Regions from separate parts of the Mus musculus genome. Here region 1 is linked to region 2. A link is a loop called in an ENCODE intact Hi-C map of the cell type or tissue named here. Cell type or tissue: left cerebral cortex. All regions are shown on one strand. Each heading gives the region's core, and the rest is flanking DNA. Links, peaks and the distances in the headings are about the cores only.

Region 1 (8,907 bases), core at 671-8,670, 86 kb before region 2:
ATTTTTAAGTCAATGTGCAAGTATTCATATTGAATGAAATTTACACGACATCAATCTTACCTTTCTTTTTAATTAAAGAGTGATTTAAAAGAGAAGACATTTCATTCACATGGATGGCATTGACTAAGAAAGAAAAGTTGTGAACAAGATAAAGATATTGGCCTTTCTCAGTCATGCTATCAAAATCTAAGAGGCCAATATTCGTTTATCAGCTATGATTGTTCTGGGTAATCTCCTAGCCTGCAGTGACATAAACAATCACTACAATACATGTTTCTAAATATAACACTTGGCATATAATATACTGATATGGAAATTATCTACATTTTACACTCACTGTTCAGGGGTTATCTGAATTATAAAAGGGGTTACATATGCAACAGCTATTAAACAAGGTTATGTATTTGAAGGGAGCATGTGAGTGTATGAGTGTCAGAGTACTGAAATGGTACAGTGAGAAAATGACATCATCAGCATGGCTTTGGAAAGCAGTTTTTATATTCTGTCACTAGGATAGGTAAATATGCTTTAAGGGCTAAATTAAGCTACCTTAGCTTTACTTGAAGAGAGTTATTGTGTCTTGTTAAAAGATAAGTTTGGAAGTAAACAGTGCCCAATTGGAATTCTATCTATCACTATCAGTGCTAGCATAAAGTGATTCATATTTTAGGTATTTCTCAATCCTATACATCAAAGAACTATGCTAAATGTGCTGCTACAGACAATTAGAAGCAGCCATGCATGTATTGCTCCTGCATGTAATAATCTGACAATGCTAACATGAAGGCATCATGGATATTTGTCATTTAACTATTTTTTTTAAAGCAGTGAGGTTAATCTTCCACAAGAAGCGAAAAGTTTAATTGAAGGCTAATGTACTAGATGATTGACAGAATCAGAGTTTCAGAAAATTTAACTGGATAAAAACAATGTGCCCTTAGACACTGACATAAACTAAAAGTCTCTCAGTGAAATACAGGAAAGCAACTCAAACAAGCTAAGGACAAAGGAGTCATGATTTGACAAAAGCTCATCTTAAAGAGTTGGGTACCCTTAGTTGATTCTAAGTAGACTGTGCGTCATCGTGTGATGGGAATGCCAAGAAGAGCTAATGGAATCTTGGGCATCGTTTAGAGAAGTGTGCTTTACAAAACTATTGAGAGTAGTTCCCACAGTCCTCTGCACTAAGAACAGCTGCAAGATAATGTCATGTTTTGAATGATGCATATTATGAGACACTCTAAAATTAGTGAAGACAAATGAATTATTGGAAATGATGCTGTATAAGGAAAATGGGGGATTTAAGAGTTATAGATGCATGTCAGTATTTTAAAGTTTTCTTCTGCATGAAAAAAAAAATTCATCTAACAAAATGTAAGATTAATGTGAGTTATATAAGCAGGTAAATTTGGAATTTCTGTAATGAAGTAACTTCTTTCTAAACTGAACTGTTAAAAACGGAGTGCTTTCTTTCTGAGGTGGCAAATCTCTTGCCAATGTAAGTGTTGAAGCAGATGCTGAGTGATCTTTACTGCTAGAACTGGAAGGGAGATTCCTTTATCTATAGTTACTGAGTGCATGCTAGGTATCAGTGGCACAAAATGATAAGCATAGATGCTTTAATGGCTTAAGTCTAAAAAATATAATCAGTCTCTAATACAATAAACTTTGCTAGTTCCTCTGAAAATGCAAAATTATGTTAAAAGTTTAATATATTGAAAGAAAATGACCACATGAAGTCCTTGATAACACCATATTTCAGTTGATTTGATTTTTAACATGTAGACCATTTATTAGGAAAATGTATTTTCTTTATGTTTACATTATTTGTTTTATGATGCATTTAGTATTATAGATTAGGCTTCTCTGAGCTTTTTGTCATTTAACTCAATATTAAAAAACTGTCTTACATTAAAAAACTGTCTTATATTAAATCAGTACTCCTATAAATAGATCTATTCAATGATGGAAGTGGTCTCCAACCATGAGAACAAGAGATAAAGCCATAAGTAATTATAACCATTTAAACTTAACTCCCAAAACTAAGGATCTCATTTGAATATTATTTAACAGTTTACTGATTTAAATATTATAGTCACACAATATTGGCCAGTAGCAGTTCAAATAAATAGCTATCTAATACTGCATTTTACAGTTTTGTGAGATATGTTTCCTCCGATATAACATGGGATCTCTCCCCTTTTAGAAACTGCACATTGTTTATGATTATAAGCCTCTTTTCTCTGTTGTCATGTCAGAGAACTTCTAGGTAGGTCATTCTGCTTTGGGGCTGTTCTCGTTATGCATCTGATTTAAATACTAAAGTTGGCAATTGATGTGTTTATTTATCCATATATCTTGGGCATAACTTCCAAAGCCACCTTTATTTTATCATTTGGCTTTAGGCTGTCACATTTAATCTGTTCATGTGTCCAACTTCCACGTCATTAACAACAGTGTAGACTTTTCCAACTTCCATCTTTTCTTCACGCTTTGTCTCATGATTTCAGCTCTTTTCTGCAGAACACTTTAGGAATTCCTTACAGAACAAGCACACACATTGTGATGCACTCATAAGTCTATAAGTAGACCCTGACGCTTTTGTCCATAGATCACCTTGTGAAGTAAGTTGAAATAAATCACCATCTTAACCCTGTAGACAGAGAAATCAGACAGATATTGGGAGATACACTTCAGTTACCCCCTCCCCCATGCAGAGATCTAAAGCAGCGGGATCCTTATGGGTTTGCGGCCTGGGGTAGGTAAAAAGTTCCAGGATTATCAAAGATACAGAAAGAGGGGTTGTTTCAAAAATTAACAAAGACCAAAAATGAACAAAAACTATAAGAAGGAAACATGAATTTTACAGTTATTACAAATCTCAACCTGTCTGTGATTATACTGTCTTCAACTTTTCCTAATGAATATATTTTAGTGTGTCTGAACAAAGTTTCTATGTTCCAAGACAATGCACATTTTCAACTGTCCTCATGTATATATATGAATATATGCATTTATACATGAATATGTATTCATACATATATGCATTTATGCATATATATGCACACACATACACACACAAACACACACACACACACACACACATATATATATATACACATACACATACATATTTCAGGTAGCCACTGTTGTTAGTATCCTACAGAACAACTGATATGTCCTCTTTGATTTGGCTTGAATCTTTAGTTTTGAAATTGTTTTCATGTACTCATTTTCTTCAACATCACTAGCATTTTCATAGACCAGTACTTGTACTTGTTATCAAAAATATTTTATAAGTGCATATATTGGATTAGCCTTGTAATCTTAGCAGTGGAGAGACTGAGACAGAGAGATTGCCATGACTATGAAGCTAATCTCGGCTATAGAATGTGACCTGTGACTAAAAAACTTTCCGAAGAACCAAAAGCCCCAAACCAACCAACCAACCAACCAATCAACAAAACAACCAACCAACCAACCAAAACCAAAATAAAACAAAAATATATGTCAAAATAAACAAGAAAAACTAAATATATGTAAGTATGTGTGTTTACATATACATATTTTACACTTCAAACAAATAGTATGTGGGATAGGTGTGGTAATCATTACAACTAATGTGAAAAATGAGAAAGTTCAAGCTCAGAAACTCACACAGCTTGCCTACATGCTTGTGTAGGCAACATGAAATAAGAAAGCGGTCCATCCTTTTATAAAATCCCTAGCACAGATACCAAGAAATAAAAACTATTATACAAACGCATTTCTTCAATTGCAGCATATTATACTGCTCTTTCTCATTTGTGTTATGAATTCTCAATGATAAGACTTTTTAAGGGATTTTGAAAACTTAATTCATTTTTTTAAAGTGAAATGTCTGACTTTCCCTTTAATTTCTGGCTTTGCTTATAATTTTTCAGTTATATAAGATTGCTTTGAAGATTTCAGGATAGAAATATCTAAAATTTATTTTGAACAAAAACTGATCTCTTTTCATAGATGATTAATACAGCCACTGTAATCAACATTTAAAATAGCCAAAAGCATCATCTTAGGATAATAATTTTGCCATCATTACTATCTTAAAAATCATAATGAGTCTTTATAAAATATTCACTTTTGCCAGTATGGTAAATAAATGATGAAACTTTCTGAAATCAACTAATAATAAATTTATTGTATCAGGTGTAATATCCTTGCAAAAGAAAATAAATAAGAGATTTTAATCGAACTCGGAGAGGGGAAAAAAGCTGTAAAAGGTCGTGGTTGCCATGCTTGAGCAGGCTGCTTTTTGGGGTGTATGGAGGAGGCTGCAGTCGCTTGAAACGTGTAATCTGGAAGACTTCCTAAGCATATGGAGTGGTTAGAAAAAAAAATGGCACAGAAATGTGAGTGAGGAGAAGAGAAAATTGGATAAATCAAGGGAAAAGCCTGGGGGAAGGGCAGCGCTTGGTGCAAGGAAGCGAGACCAGATGTCGAGATGGCCATTGTGGGCTTGCTTTTGACATCACAGGATTATTCTGAGCGTGCATTTTAAAAGAATAAGCTCCTGTAATAGTTCAATAAAGGCCAAAACTGGTGGGATGGTTAAAGAAGGCTTTAAATGATAGAGCTTTCCAGTCTCAGCATATGGACTGAAGTAGATTTTAGAATTAAATATGTTTGATAATGGGCATAAAGGGTTTTTTTCATTTTAAGCGCTGCCTGGCATCCTGTAGTGGGCATTGCTGCTCTTCTGAGTCACAGGTCACGATATAATGTTTCGAAACTTTTAATTACTTAATTTTCTCTCAATTCTAAAAGAGAATCATTAAACTTGCACTGTGTTCCCCACAATGTACAGAAATTTGCTTAGTGTATTTAATGTTGCCTTAGTCAGGGTTTCTATTCCTGCACAAACATCATGACCAAGAAGCAGTTAGGGAGGAAAGGGTTTATTCAGCTTACACTTCCATACTGCTGTTCATCACCAAGGAAGTCAGGACTGGAACTCAAGCAGGTCAGGAAGCAGGAGCTGATGCAGAGGCCATGGAGGGATGTTCCTTACTGGCTTGCTTCCCCTGGCTTGCTCAGCCTTCTCTCTTATAGAACCAAGACTACCAGCCCAGAGATGGCATCACCCACAAGGGGCCTTTCCCCCTTGATCACTAATTGAGAAAATGCCCAACAGCGCATTTCCTCAACTGAAGCTCCTTTCTCTGTGATAACTCCAGCTGTGGCAAGTTGACACAAAATTAGCCAGTACAAATGTGTTATGTCTGGTAAAGGAGAAAAGCTTGCTAAGTTTTGATTTTGAGTTAGTGAGAAATGAACAGACATGTACCTCGATAATGCCATTGAACTTTCTTGTATCCCAGATCTCTTATTAAAAACATATTAAGTTAATTAATCCAAAACAATCATTTTTACCTCAACAGAGTATTTATTTGTAGGGGCTCATGCCAGATAAGTAAAAGAGGGTGTTTTTGTTTTTGCCTTTGGTTTTTTTTGTTTTGTTTTGTTTTTGTTTCTGTTTTTGTTTTTGTTTTTCTTTTGTTTTTTGCAATGGCATCTTTTCTATCATTGTGAACCTGACCATAATTTTTTTGCGTAAAAATTCAAGATAGAAGAGAAACATATTTTACATTTCCAAAGGGTATTTTTAATATTCCTAGAAATTTTCTCTTAACTTGTTTATGTTTATTCATAAAGCAAATCTACTCCAAATTGTAAGAAGCACTCTCATGTACACATTGTGTACTGCTGCAGTATAAGTAAAGTTTCTAAAATAGAGTATCTGATAGTAGCATACAAGGACACAGCCAGTCAAGCTTCTAACCACTTGCAAGTGGTTCATTAGGGGACATTTCAGTGCTGTCCTCAAAAGTTATTTCTTTAATTATTTTCCTTGCTGTTTTTGTTCATTACTACAATTTGTTTTGTCTGTCTTTGATGTATGTAGCTGTTCTCAGATGAACCAACATGTATAACACTGAGATAACATTCCATATGAAGCAAATCTTGATGTGCTTCAGATAGTGTTCTCAATTCCGGTTGTATTCTAGAGAATACCACTAGAAAAGACAAAAGGCAAAAGGATATTGGCTGGATAGCATATTGCTTTGACTTATAAACCCAGGTTTTCACTAGTTTTCTAGGTATATGTGCTAAATTGTGTGTGTGTGTGTGTGTGTGTGTGTGTGTGTGTGTGTGTCTGTTAGATAGACAACTGATACATAGAAGACTGAGCGTTTAAAGTGTTTGTTCACTTCATACAGCTAGAAAACTCAGATTACCAACACAGTAGATATTATATTGTTATGTGAACTAAACCTGAAATATACATTTTACTAGCAGTTCTAGTATGAACAAGGTTAGATTTTAATATGTATCTGAGCAAATAACATAACAGATATCTTCTCCAAGGAAGTATCTAATATGTTATTTGTAGTTTCATAAAAGTGTAGTTTAATTTACTCAAAATTATTACTGTTCAATGGTCCATAACAAAACAAGATCCTTTTGTTTATTTATTTATCCATCTATGTTTTTATTTATGCATTGTGTGTGCATATACCCATGGGTTGGTGTGTGTGCAGTGTATAGAGATTCGAAAGGTTGATGTCTGATGCCTCCATTCACCTTAGTTTCTGAGAAAGTATTTCCCACTGGCAGTCGTTGATTTGGGAAACAGATTTGGGAAACAGATTTGGCTAGATTGACCCATTTTTTTTCTGCCTTCCCTATGCTGGTTTTACAAATGTATATTACAACTGCCCATTGCATTCTGGAAATTGAACTCAGGTTTCATATTTGTTAGGAAGCACTTTACTAACTGGGCCATCTCCCCAGACTTATTCTTTCATTTAGATTATCAAAGTGAATGCACTAGTTTATTGCACTTTTCCAAATAAATTGAGTTTTGGAATATATTTAAAAATAATATTTAGGTTTTATTTTATGGTGTCCAATTTCGTTACATTTATCCCTCAAATAAATTCACCAAAAAGAATGAATATGTTGTCTAATCATCTTTGCACTTTTGCAAAACAATATAAGGTGTGAGGATAAGAAGAATAGTGATGATTTTAGTATTAAAGTCAGTTTATTAATTTTGATTATTTGCAGTGGCTGTCTCTATGATTATTTAAAGGGTGAGCCTTTTGCACTTTAATTATATTCCCGTTGGATTTTTATAGCTTTAATGAGATTCAGAGATTAGAAAACAAACAAACAAACAAACAAACAAAATAGATAACACTTAATATTTTGGAAAGTAAATAAGATACTTCAAAACTAAGATATGATTTTAAAGTATCTATTTGGCGACCTACTAGCCATAATTTGAATATCTGGTTGGCATAATAGACAAATTTTATCTTTATACATTTACTTTCTCTATCTTTCTCTTTCTCTCTCCCTCCCTCATTCCAACCCTCTCCCTCCCTCCCTCCCTCCCTCCCTCCCTCCCTCCCTCCCTCTCTCCCTTTCTCCCCCCCCCTCCTCTGTGAGTACATGCACGTGCAAGCATATATGCATACATGTTCATATCAGGGAAGTTTACTTAGACAATTTTTTTCCTGGCAGTGTTTATAGTACTTGAGATATTGTAACGTAGTTTTGAAGCTGAGTTCAAACACAGGAAGGTAACCACCATCAGTGACCCTGGGAATTTCAGTGTGTACCTTGCAGCTTGATTGATTAGTGTATTCATTTAACACATTAAAATTCCATAAAGTCCTTCACCAAACCTAAATCATCAAAGATTTTTCTCTTTCCATGGAATGAATGATAGCTAATGCATTCATTAATTACCTCCTTTAAAAATTTTAGCTTGCGATACTTACAATGTATAACCAAAGTTTATTGAGAAATATTTTTTAAATGAGTTTTACTTGAGGACTTAATCTTCTATTAACATGTGTTAACATGCCAGTCTTTCCCACACACATGAATTGAAGAGTAATTTACCGCAGCTATCACTAACAGCTTTATCAACTGTGACCACGTAAATAGAACTTGAATATTCTTAAAATACTGGAAATTGATTTTTAGAAATTGTATATATATTACTAGCCAAGAGTCTCTCTAGTTTGTCTGTTTCTTCTAATAAAGTCTGACCAACTTTTCTTTTGTATGATCCTCCTTGTCAAGGTTCTTTTAAAGTCCTGTACATATTGGCAATAACATTGTGCAGATTATTAATGGGTAGATTCCTTTTGTCAACATACATACAAAACAGATGGCAGATTCCTTGTTTGTATTGTAAATGACAGAATATAATTTGTTATATGTTTTTATTCCTGTGTTTTCTATTAATTTTTATAACTTTTTCAAGACAATTCCAAGTTTCTGCTTCAAGAAGTTAGGCAATTAAAATTACTCTATGCTGATCTTTTAGTTTAGGCTTTCTTTGCTTTTGATACTGGAGTTGTGCCAGGTAAACAACAGAAATGAGATGTTTAAATCGTTAAACCATTTGTGTTGGTTGGAAGATGAAGTTTAATGTCACTTGGTATTATTTTAGTTCTCTTCTTCTCCTCCCCCTCCTTCTTTATTATTATTATTATTATTATTATTATTATTATTATTATTATTATTATTATTTCTCTTGTTCTTCCTTCTTCATCTTCTTCTTGATCTTCTTGTTTTCTTCTTGTTCTTCTTGTTCTTCTTGTTCTCATTCTTGTTCTTATTCTTCTTGTTCTTTTTCTTCCTTTCTCCTCCTCCTCCTTTTTCTTCTTCTATATCTCCTTCTCCTTTATTTTTAAGTTTAAATCTCTTACTACAAACATCAGATTTTTGTACAGCTGGATTCATTGGTTGCCTGTTTGTGTGTTGCTGCCTGGATGTGGCGTGGTCGTTGGTAGCTGGCTGGTAAAGGGTAAATAAAGACCCAGGGATCAGGAAAAAAACAAACAAACA
Region 2 (8,907 bases), core at 467-8,466:
TAAGCAGATATTTATTAAACATTAGTCTTATTGGGGGGAGGTCATGCATGCAGACATGACATTTGGAGGGCAATTATGTGTGCTGTTAATGTGCAATTAAAGGATAAATGCACTCATTTACAATATAGGCAGAAAAATGTAACTTGCTCATGTTTAAAAATGGAATGGAATCAGAGCCAGATCTTGATGAATGGGAAAATTTGGGAGGGACACTTGGAGGCTGGCATCAGGGTTAGTGCCTTATTTGTTTGGCATTTGAGAGGAAAGGGAAGGAGTCTCAATTACCATTTTTGGAAGAGAAGCATATTAAGGAAATACAAGGCACAATATGACAACCAGCAGTTTCAATTTAGAAAAGAGTAAAATATTTTTAGATTTGTGAAAATGTTAACCAGAGTTTCTCAGCGTAACATGAGGTAAATGCTAGTTTCAGAAATGATTCTATTGCCACCAAGAGAATTTCTGGGAAATCGATGTTTCATGCACACACAAAGCCACTTATTTATTTATTTTTTGGTTTCATTTTAGTGTCTTGGCATTTGTTCACAAATAGGTGATGAAAAATTAGTCATATTTTAGACATTTATAAATTTTCCATTAAGAGTGTATTACATCAGGCACTGACTTAATATTTTATAAATTAAACACTAACTTATGAACAGGGCACAAGTTTTTTGCGTGTGTGTGTGTGTGTGTGTATGAATACTGTATTTATCTAATTCTTTTTTTTTAATTTTATTTTATTTTTATTAGGTATTTTCCTCGTTTAATTTTCAATGCTATCCCAAAAGTCCGCCATACCCACCCCCCCAATCCACTACCCACCTACTCCCACGTTTTGGCCCTGGGGTTCCCCTGTACTGGGGCATATACAGTTTGCAAGTCCAATGGGCCTCTCTTTGCAGTGATGGCCGACTAGGCCATCTTTTGATACATATGCAGCTAGAGTCAAGAGCTCCGGGGTATTGGTTAGTTCATAATGTTGTTCCAACTATAGGGTTGCAGTTCCCTTTAGCTCCTTGGGTAATTTCTCTAGCTCCTCCATTGGGGGCCATGTGACCCATCCAATAGCTGACTGTGATCATCCACTTCTGTGTTTGCTAGGCCCCTGCATAGTCTCACAAGAGACAGCTATATCTGGGTCCTTTCAGCAAATTCTTGCTAGTGTATGCAATGGTGTCAGCATTTGGGAGCTGATTATGGGATGGATCCCTGCATATGGCAATCTCTAGATGGTCCATCCTTTCGTCACAGCTCCAAATTTTGTCTCTGTAACTCCTTCAATGGGTGTTTAGTTCCCATTTCTAAGAAGGGGCAAAGTGTCCACACTTTGGTCTTCATTCTTCTTGAATTTCATGTGTTTAGCAAATTGTATCTTATATCTTGGGTATCCTAAGTTTCTGGGCTAATATCCACTTATCAGTGAGTACATATTGTGCGAGTTCCTTTGTGTTTGGGTTACCTCACTCAGGATGATGCCCTCCAGGTCCATCCATTTGCCTAGGAATTTCATAAGTTCATTTTTTTAATAGCTGAGTAGTATTCCATTGTGTAAATATACCACATTTTCTGTATCCATTCCTCTGTTGAGGGGCATCTGGGTTCTTTCCAGCATCTGGCTATTATAAATAAGGCTGCTATGAACATAGTGGAGCATGTAGGACACACGTTTTTAAAGCATGGCATGCAGCTGTCTTAGGATGTCCTACAATCACCTTGCTTTTCACCTATATTGAAAGCTATTTTCCTCTCAATTTTTTTCCAAGGGAAGGTATTTTCTCCTTTCCTTCATATCTGTTTTTGAATCAAAGGTATATTGAAATCATTGCAGAACACATTCCAAAATAATTCTGAGATTTAAAAACTTAGTTCCCAGAACACAGTGATTTTTCTCATACCTTGTATAGAAACCTGGTTATAGATATTGGGGAAAAAAAAACCAAATAAATAATGATCTTCTTCTCCATGGAAGAGATTCTGCTCACAAAGTAAGTAAGTAAGTAAGTAAATAAATAAATAAATAACAATCCAAACAAACAAAAATAACCAAAAAAAGAAAAGAAATCTACAGAGTCTACCCTGATGCTTCCTCCATGATCAGCCAGTGATAGCATCTCACAGTCATAGATGCATTCCTTGTCTAAATTGTTCTGAATGTATTTGATGCCCTATTCAATTGAAATGCATCATCAACAATAAGAACAACACACTGAAGCATGTTCTTTCATTATATTCTATTAACCAACCTCTGCTTTGTTTTTACTATACCTTAAACCCACAAAATTCCTCTTTAATCTCAAATTCCCAATCATTTCTTTTCCTTTCAGATTTTTTTTTTTTGTAAGACAACTAGGTATTTTCTGCACTTGTTCTTTGAAAGCCTTCTTATTTATGTTTGCCAACTCTTCCTCAGTATATGCTCCAGTCTTAGACATTGTGAGTCAGTTGTTAATTTAGAGTCAGTTGTTAACTATTTTTTATCTCTAGTATCATGCCTAACATCACACTCAATAAAGATAAAATTAGACTCTCAAAGCCCAAATCTGAATGGTTATTCTAAAACAGTGTCATGGCTTGTCTATTTAGCATCACTGAATGTGATTCTCTCTATCTCTTTCATGCAAGCCTCCCCTGACTCTTTAGTTCCCACTTTGTATTTCAGAAAATATTACTGACAGTTTTGAAGAATCTTTTAGGTTGAAGATGACTGTCAAATGCTCATCAAAGAAAAGAGACTGCATGATGAAAAGTTTTCCTTCCCTCATTTTTGATCCCTGTTTAGCAAGTTAAAATGTTAATTTAAGTACCTGTTAAGGTGAAAGGGCTGGTGGGAGTCACTGAAATATGGATGTGTACCGTGCGCTTTACTGAGTTCAGAAGAACACAGTGCCAGATAAGGTATTTTAATTCATGGCGGCCACCCACTATAAAAAGAATGAAAAGGGAGGAAGTCAGATTATAAGGAATTGGAGAACCATCTCACACTCTCTATGAACAGTAAATGCTGAATACTTGAAAGATACACTTCAGTGAAAATGTGTCTAGACTAAGGGGAGTGTTTAAACATTAAACTAACTGAGATGCCCACAGGGAAAAGGTAGAACAAAATTGATGATTGCTTTCGCAAGATTCTAGAACTCTGGAGGCTGCATGAAAGCACATTTTCCCAGAGGCTCCCTCGCAAAAGCCTGCTAACTAAATCCTGTGACCTCCAAACATTCTCTACTTCTTTGCTTATTTCAAACTCAGAGTTTTCCTTGAATTTACACTCTAGGGAGTCTAAGCAGCTTAGGTGATCAACAGTTGCATCCAGGAGAGAAAGTCATCCAAGGGACTCAGATTGACCACGTTATTTTTTTCTCTTCCTAGCAATTCTATTATTATCTACTTAATAGCAAAAGTGGCCTTTTGTCATTTTAAAGAGACATGCATTTTTAATGGACCAAAGGTCATATAACTGACTTTCCTGCCTTTCAATAGATGCACTTTAAGTTTTAAATTTGGTTAAGATGAATTGAACATCAAGTACTGTGAAGAAATTCCACCTTCAGAGTCTCACTTAAACCATGCCTTTGAAACTGTGAGGTAGGTATTACTGGTTTTGTATTTAGGTTGCATATCTATCACAGTGTGAAGGATACAGACCTATTATTCAATGATGAGAAGTTTCTGATTATAGGAGTTTTCTAAAGATGCATACCTTAATATGTTAGAAAATATCCAGACACTAATAAAGAAACTTGAAGCAAATAAATATTCCCAAATATTTTGCTTAATTTTATGGTATTTTAACCAACTTAACCTTTAAAAGTTTTTAAATCTTAATTTCAAAATAATTTTCTGATATGCCATTCTACTTATTAAATACTCATAGTTATGTACCATTTGTATTTGATCACTAATAGAGCAACAGATAGAATAACTAACTTAAAACATCAATAATGGCTATGAATTTATAGAAACAAAAAACAAAACTCATTGTCTTTAAAATTCAGTTGCATTTTTTTTTGACATGCTACTGGGCAGAGGAATGTGTCTGAGCTTCAAGTCAAGAAATAGGATTGAAATTCATTGTGTTTAGCTGGATGTTTGTGCCTTCTTTCCCCATCTACTGTGCATTGATTCCATGAGTGATGGTTAATAAGTGAACAAAGACTCATAGTGACACTTGTATCTTTACACTGATAAAAGTATATTCAGAGTAATTGAATAATTGTGCACAATACTTAAATAATTGACCTTTTTCCTCCTTCTCCTTTCTGAAATACTGCATAGCATTTACGTTAATTCACAGTACAAACCCTGATCAGTTCTGGTCCTGGACTTTTGTAAGTTCTGGTAACATATTCATGAATAACTTTCTCAACCGGCAAATACTGTGATAACTCACACTAGGCATTTATTGATTCCTTATCATTCAAAAGATTGTGAGACAGGAAAAGAGTTCACAATGAAAAAAAAATTATTGCCCTGAATTGTTTTGGTGGTTAGAACTATCTAAATTTAAAAGCCCAGCTCAATCTTTTGTAACAAATATCCATATTAGAATTGGATGCCTTTCAAAAGAAAAGTAGAACTTTAGGGGCTGGCATAGTGCCCAGCACAGAACACATTTACAGTAGAATATTAGGTTGATTGGAAGTATATAATCTCTGCAGCCCAAACTATCTCACTGTCTTAACCTATAAATTCAGTACAAAACATTTGAAGGGATCATTGGCCCCTTAGGATCAAGGAACAGCTACAAATTGAAAGCAGTAAACTATAAATAAGTTCAGGACAGACTACATTTTGGAATCTAGATAACAAGCATATGTGATTATATAGAAAAGGCAGGGTAAAACGTGATTCTTATGGTAAGTGGGAACTTTTCCCTCGTTGACATTTAAAAATACATAGTGCTGTTCTCTTCACTGAAATAGACACTGGAATGGAAACTGCCCAAACTCCTTCATGTAGAAAAGAAGGCAAATGCTGAAAGCAGCCTCTTACCCTGTGCTTTGCAAGTTTTGTATATCTGGCGTGATGTGCACTGAGTGAGATGTCATATGTATTGATGTTTACTGAGCAGCGGGGTGCCCTGTGTCCTACCACAGTGCACAGGGACACAAGCATAGCTTATGCTTGAATATTCCAAGTAATTTGTTAGACGAGTCATGTGGATCTTTATCTAATATAAAGTTAATTCTTTTATACATTCACACACACACACACACACACACACACACACACACACACACACACACACACATACACAGAGATTTCTGTAACCAGATTTTTGCACAGTGGGTTGCAATATTGTAATTCCTCATTCATGAGCCATGTGTTGGAATTATGGTAGTTGAATTATCAAAGTGATCTTGCAGCTTGAATGCCACTGGCATTGTATTTGAAATAAGAACCAAAATAAAACTATAATCATATTTGTTTCCTTTAGGGAAAATGGTGATATTACCCTGTAGGTGGTACAATAGATGTTAGTTAGTGGCTTGGAGCTATTGTTTTTATATTGTATGTAACTATGAAGTATTGGGTACTCAAAAGACGCATTAATTCTGATGAATCCTCATCTTATACACTCACTGTATACCACTCACCCTCCCTAGCAGAAAGGAAATGCTGGGGAAAAAAAAGTCAAATGATTTGTCAATACCAAAATACAGTGACCAAGAACACAGATCCATATTCCAAGGTACTAAGTAGTTTCATGAAATTTTAATAATTACAGAACAAAGGAAGTCATAAATCAAGGCATTGTTGGAATAAATTGGTGGAAACATTAAGTAAGTAGATTCTCAAAAAGTAAGAAATCTCAGCACTAGGCTTTAGAAGTGGCTTGATGTCACTCGGAGCCTTTTAGCTCAAGCAAGCTAGTGTGTTCCTAATTTGTATATTTTAAAAAAGCTTTCCAAAGGCCATGAAGTTGTTGAGCTACATATAATGATGAAGAGTGGATTATTTTTTAAAGGACTAAAAATAGCCCAGTATAAATTGTACGATGACTCTGAACCTAATAAATTAATTTTTGAAGGACTAAAAAAAACCATTATAAATTATAAGACAGACCTGTTCAAATTATCAACCATCATTAAAGTTCTAGTTTAAATACTCGTTTGTAAAATTCAATGAAGGATAATTTTCCTAAAAACTACTTTCATTCACAGACTTCAAAATTTTGGCATATTTTGCCTATTTTAAACTGTCAATTTCTCATAAGAAGGATTTAGAACTTAGAAAAATAAACTGTAAGAAATATAATCTGGTTAGGATTCCTATTTACCACAACAGTCCAGCCAATGCAAGTACTTATTTTCTACCATCTATCTTAATCCTAATGTTTCCACTATTGTCTCATTCATTTATGTATTTATTTCTTTGTTTATTATTTGTTCATTGACTTCTCATAGACTTAGAAGACAATTATTATGATGTTACTGCTTTGTTGAATGAAAGGACTTGAAAAGAGAGGAGAGAAAAAGAGAGAGAGAGACAGACAGACAGACAGCGAGGATACAAGTTTTAGACAATTGTCCTTCTTTTTTCCCAGAGCCTTTACCCACCTGTCTACAAGGACAACGGGAGTAGAATAGAACAGGGTTCAGATAGGCAAAAGTACTATGAAGCACTTATCTCCAATATCAGCTTCAAAGGGGCAGCTCAATTTTAACTGGGGTGGATCAAGGGCTACATAGTTTTGGGGGAAGAGAGTATGGATTTGTAGATTGAGAAATTGGCTATAGGTTAGAGTACCAGATGATGCCTAGTTTGCATGGAAAGGCATTCCAGGAATCTCAGAACCTTGCTGGACAAGTTTTTATCCAGAGAAAGGAAACTGAACCTGTAATCTCACCAAGGCCATGAGACATTCCACAGGGAGAGGGTGTGGGGGTTTCTAAATTCCACAGACAGGACAGAAAAGAAAAACCTCTGCAGATAAAGATAGTGCTCCATTCTGTGCCAAGGTCAAGTGAGCTTCCAGGACAATGGTAGGCATGGACTTTAATCAGCAGGACCCAACAACAGACTATTCTGACTTTTATTTTCATTAGTCACTGTGAGGAAGATCCACAAAACTTTTTTATGACATCTTCACGGACCATAAAATAAATAATGTAGAGGTAGGTGACAGAATCGGGATTAACAATATATCTGAGTGAGTAGGATTTCTAAGAAGAAACAAATGAATAAAACAAAATAAAAACAGTTTGTACGTATAATTCAACACAAGTGTTAATACCAGAGAATATTAGAAAATACATTTGACTCAGCTTTTTTGAATATAAAAGGATAATAAAATTTGCAGAGTGTAATTTATGATAATATACCTGATGATATTTAGATTGGCCCAAAATAATATTCTCTTTAGCAAGGGAAGAAACTTTCAGCCTCAAATAGAAGGAATTTTACTTAATGACTATCTACATTAAGATGGGGCTTGCTAGGAAGGTAAGTGTGTTTAACTATTGAAATAAAGCATTCAAGGATGCACTGGTGATGCTGGACAAACACCAAAAGATGAACTTAAACACATCGTCACTGATATTGCATGTCCAATATCAGTGCAGCACGTAAATATGAGCTGTTCTCGAGAAATACCGGAAAGCTTGGAGAGACACTGTAGCTGTAGTTACGTTTGTTTTTATTTATTTTTCTTTACGTCTTCAGATATTACAAAGATTGCCTAAGGGAAGTAGTGTAAACTGATGTGTCACTCAACCAGTGCTGAGTCAGCAAGGAAAAGCTTGCCACATTAATAGAAAAGTCCTTAGAACAAGGAATGGGTTCCTCAGTGAAGCAGGGTGGCTTGGCAAAGTGTGAGCTGCTTCTCTGGGAAAAGCACTGCTCATACTCAAAGATAAAATATCCTTTGACGTTCACTATTCTTGCCATTTGGAGCTTAAGACTTTATATTTAAAATACAGGAGAAGCAAAGTAAAAATTATATGTAACGTATATTTGAAAGATGGGCAGAAGTATCTTCGGTGGTAAAAAGAGAGTAGTTATTTCACATAAGGGGATGAGGAATGTATAAGTGAGCAATGAAACAGAAATGGCCGGTTGGGTTGGGTTTAAGTATGAACCAAAAAAAAAAAAAAAAAAGATGTCTGCCAAGTTATACGTTGGCCAATCAAGATATGTCATCTGTCATCAAGGTAATGATATAGTCCTGTCGCTGATGAGCTGGGAATATATTATGATAAAAGTCCATGCTGATAGATGTGAGGGCACAGGGACAGGGACAGGGACAGAGACAGGATTTAGTTAAGTGTACATTCGTTACATTCTGTAGACTCAGACTTTCCTTCCTTCCATTTTCTTCTTTCTGTACAAAGTTATTTTATATCCCTTAATTTTGTCACCAGTCTTGTACATATTAATGTATATAAGAATGGTTATATATAGGGTGAATACGTCATTATGTTTGGGGATAGGGGACTGCTGACAAGATTTTTTTTTTAATTAAAGAAACCAAGTAAGACATGTACATTTGATAGGCATTTGTTGGGTTTTACCTAAAACATCAGGTACATCTATACAGAATGACCTATTCTGTGCATCGATAATATCATTTAAAATATTCTAGTTAGAACACAGAATGTGATCAAAACTATATTGGAAGGCAAGCAGGAAAGGAATTCATGGATCCAGTGCTTATAGCACAAGAACACTGTGTTTAAACTCACTCTTCCTGGCTTCCTAACAGCAAAATCTTAGGAAATTTATTTGACCTCTCTTTTACGCCGTAAGACAAAGATGTTTATTTTCTTTCCTGAGGAGGACTGTCAAAGTAGTGTCAACAATGAAGGGAGCATCTGTCCCATTGTCCACTTTTAATCAGCGTTAGATTTGTGACGATGTGTACAGCACAGTTCTTCCAAGGACACTTTGAAAACTTCTCATTATGTT

Evidence for each region. Peaks named below come from ENCODE experiments on the same cell type or tissue, not always from the same donor. Only the 100,000 strongest peaks of a DNase experiment are listed, where the experiment ranks them.
Region 1: a loop joins it to region 2, with 3 times the contacts of the local background. A loop is called at or near these places in 2 of 42 quality-filtered maps.

What each region holds. Positions count from the first base shown.
Region 1 is chr14:93,616,925-93,625,831 of GRCm38, reverse strand. All of the region lies in intron 2 of Pcdh9 (protocadherin 9), which reads left to right. Among named protein-coding and RNA genes, the nearest start is that of Pcdh9, 270 kb to the left of the region's middle. In left cerebral cortex, for the core only: no CTCF peak of the experiment used is centred there; DNase peaks (open chromatin) are centred at 1,142, 1,490 and 4,412; H3K27ac peaks cover 2,781 bases.
Region 2 is chr14:93,531,133-93,540,039 of GRCm38, reverse strand. The region is part of intron 3 of Pcdh9 (protocadherin 9); the gene reads left to right. Among named protein-coding and RNA genes, the nearest start is that of Pcdh9, 360 kb to the left of the region's middle. In left cerebral cortex, for the core only: no CTCF peak of the experiment used is centred there; a DNase peak (open chromatin) is centred at 4,923; H3K27ac peaks cover 209 bases.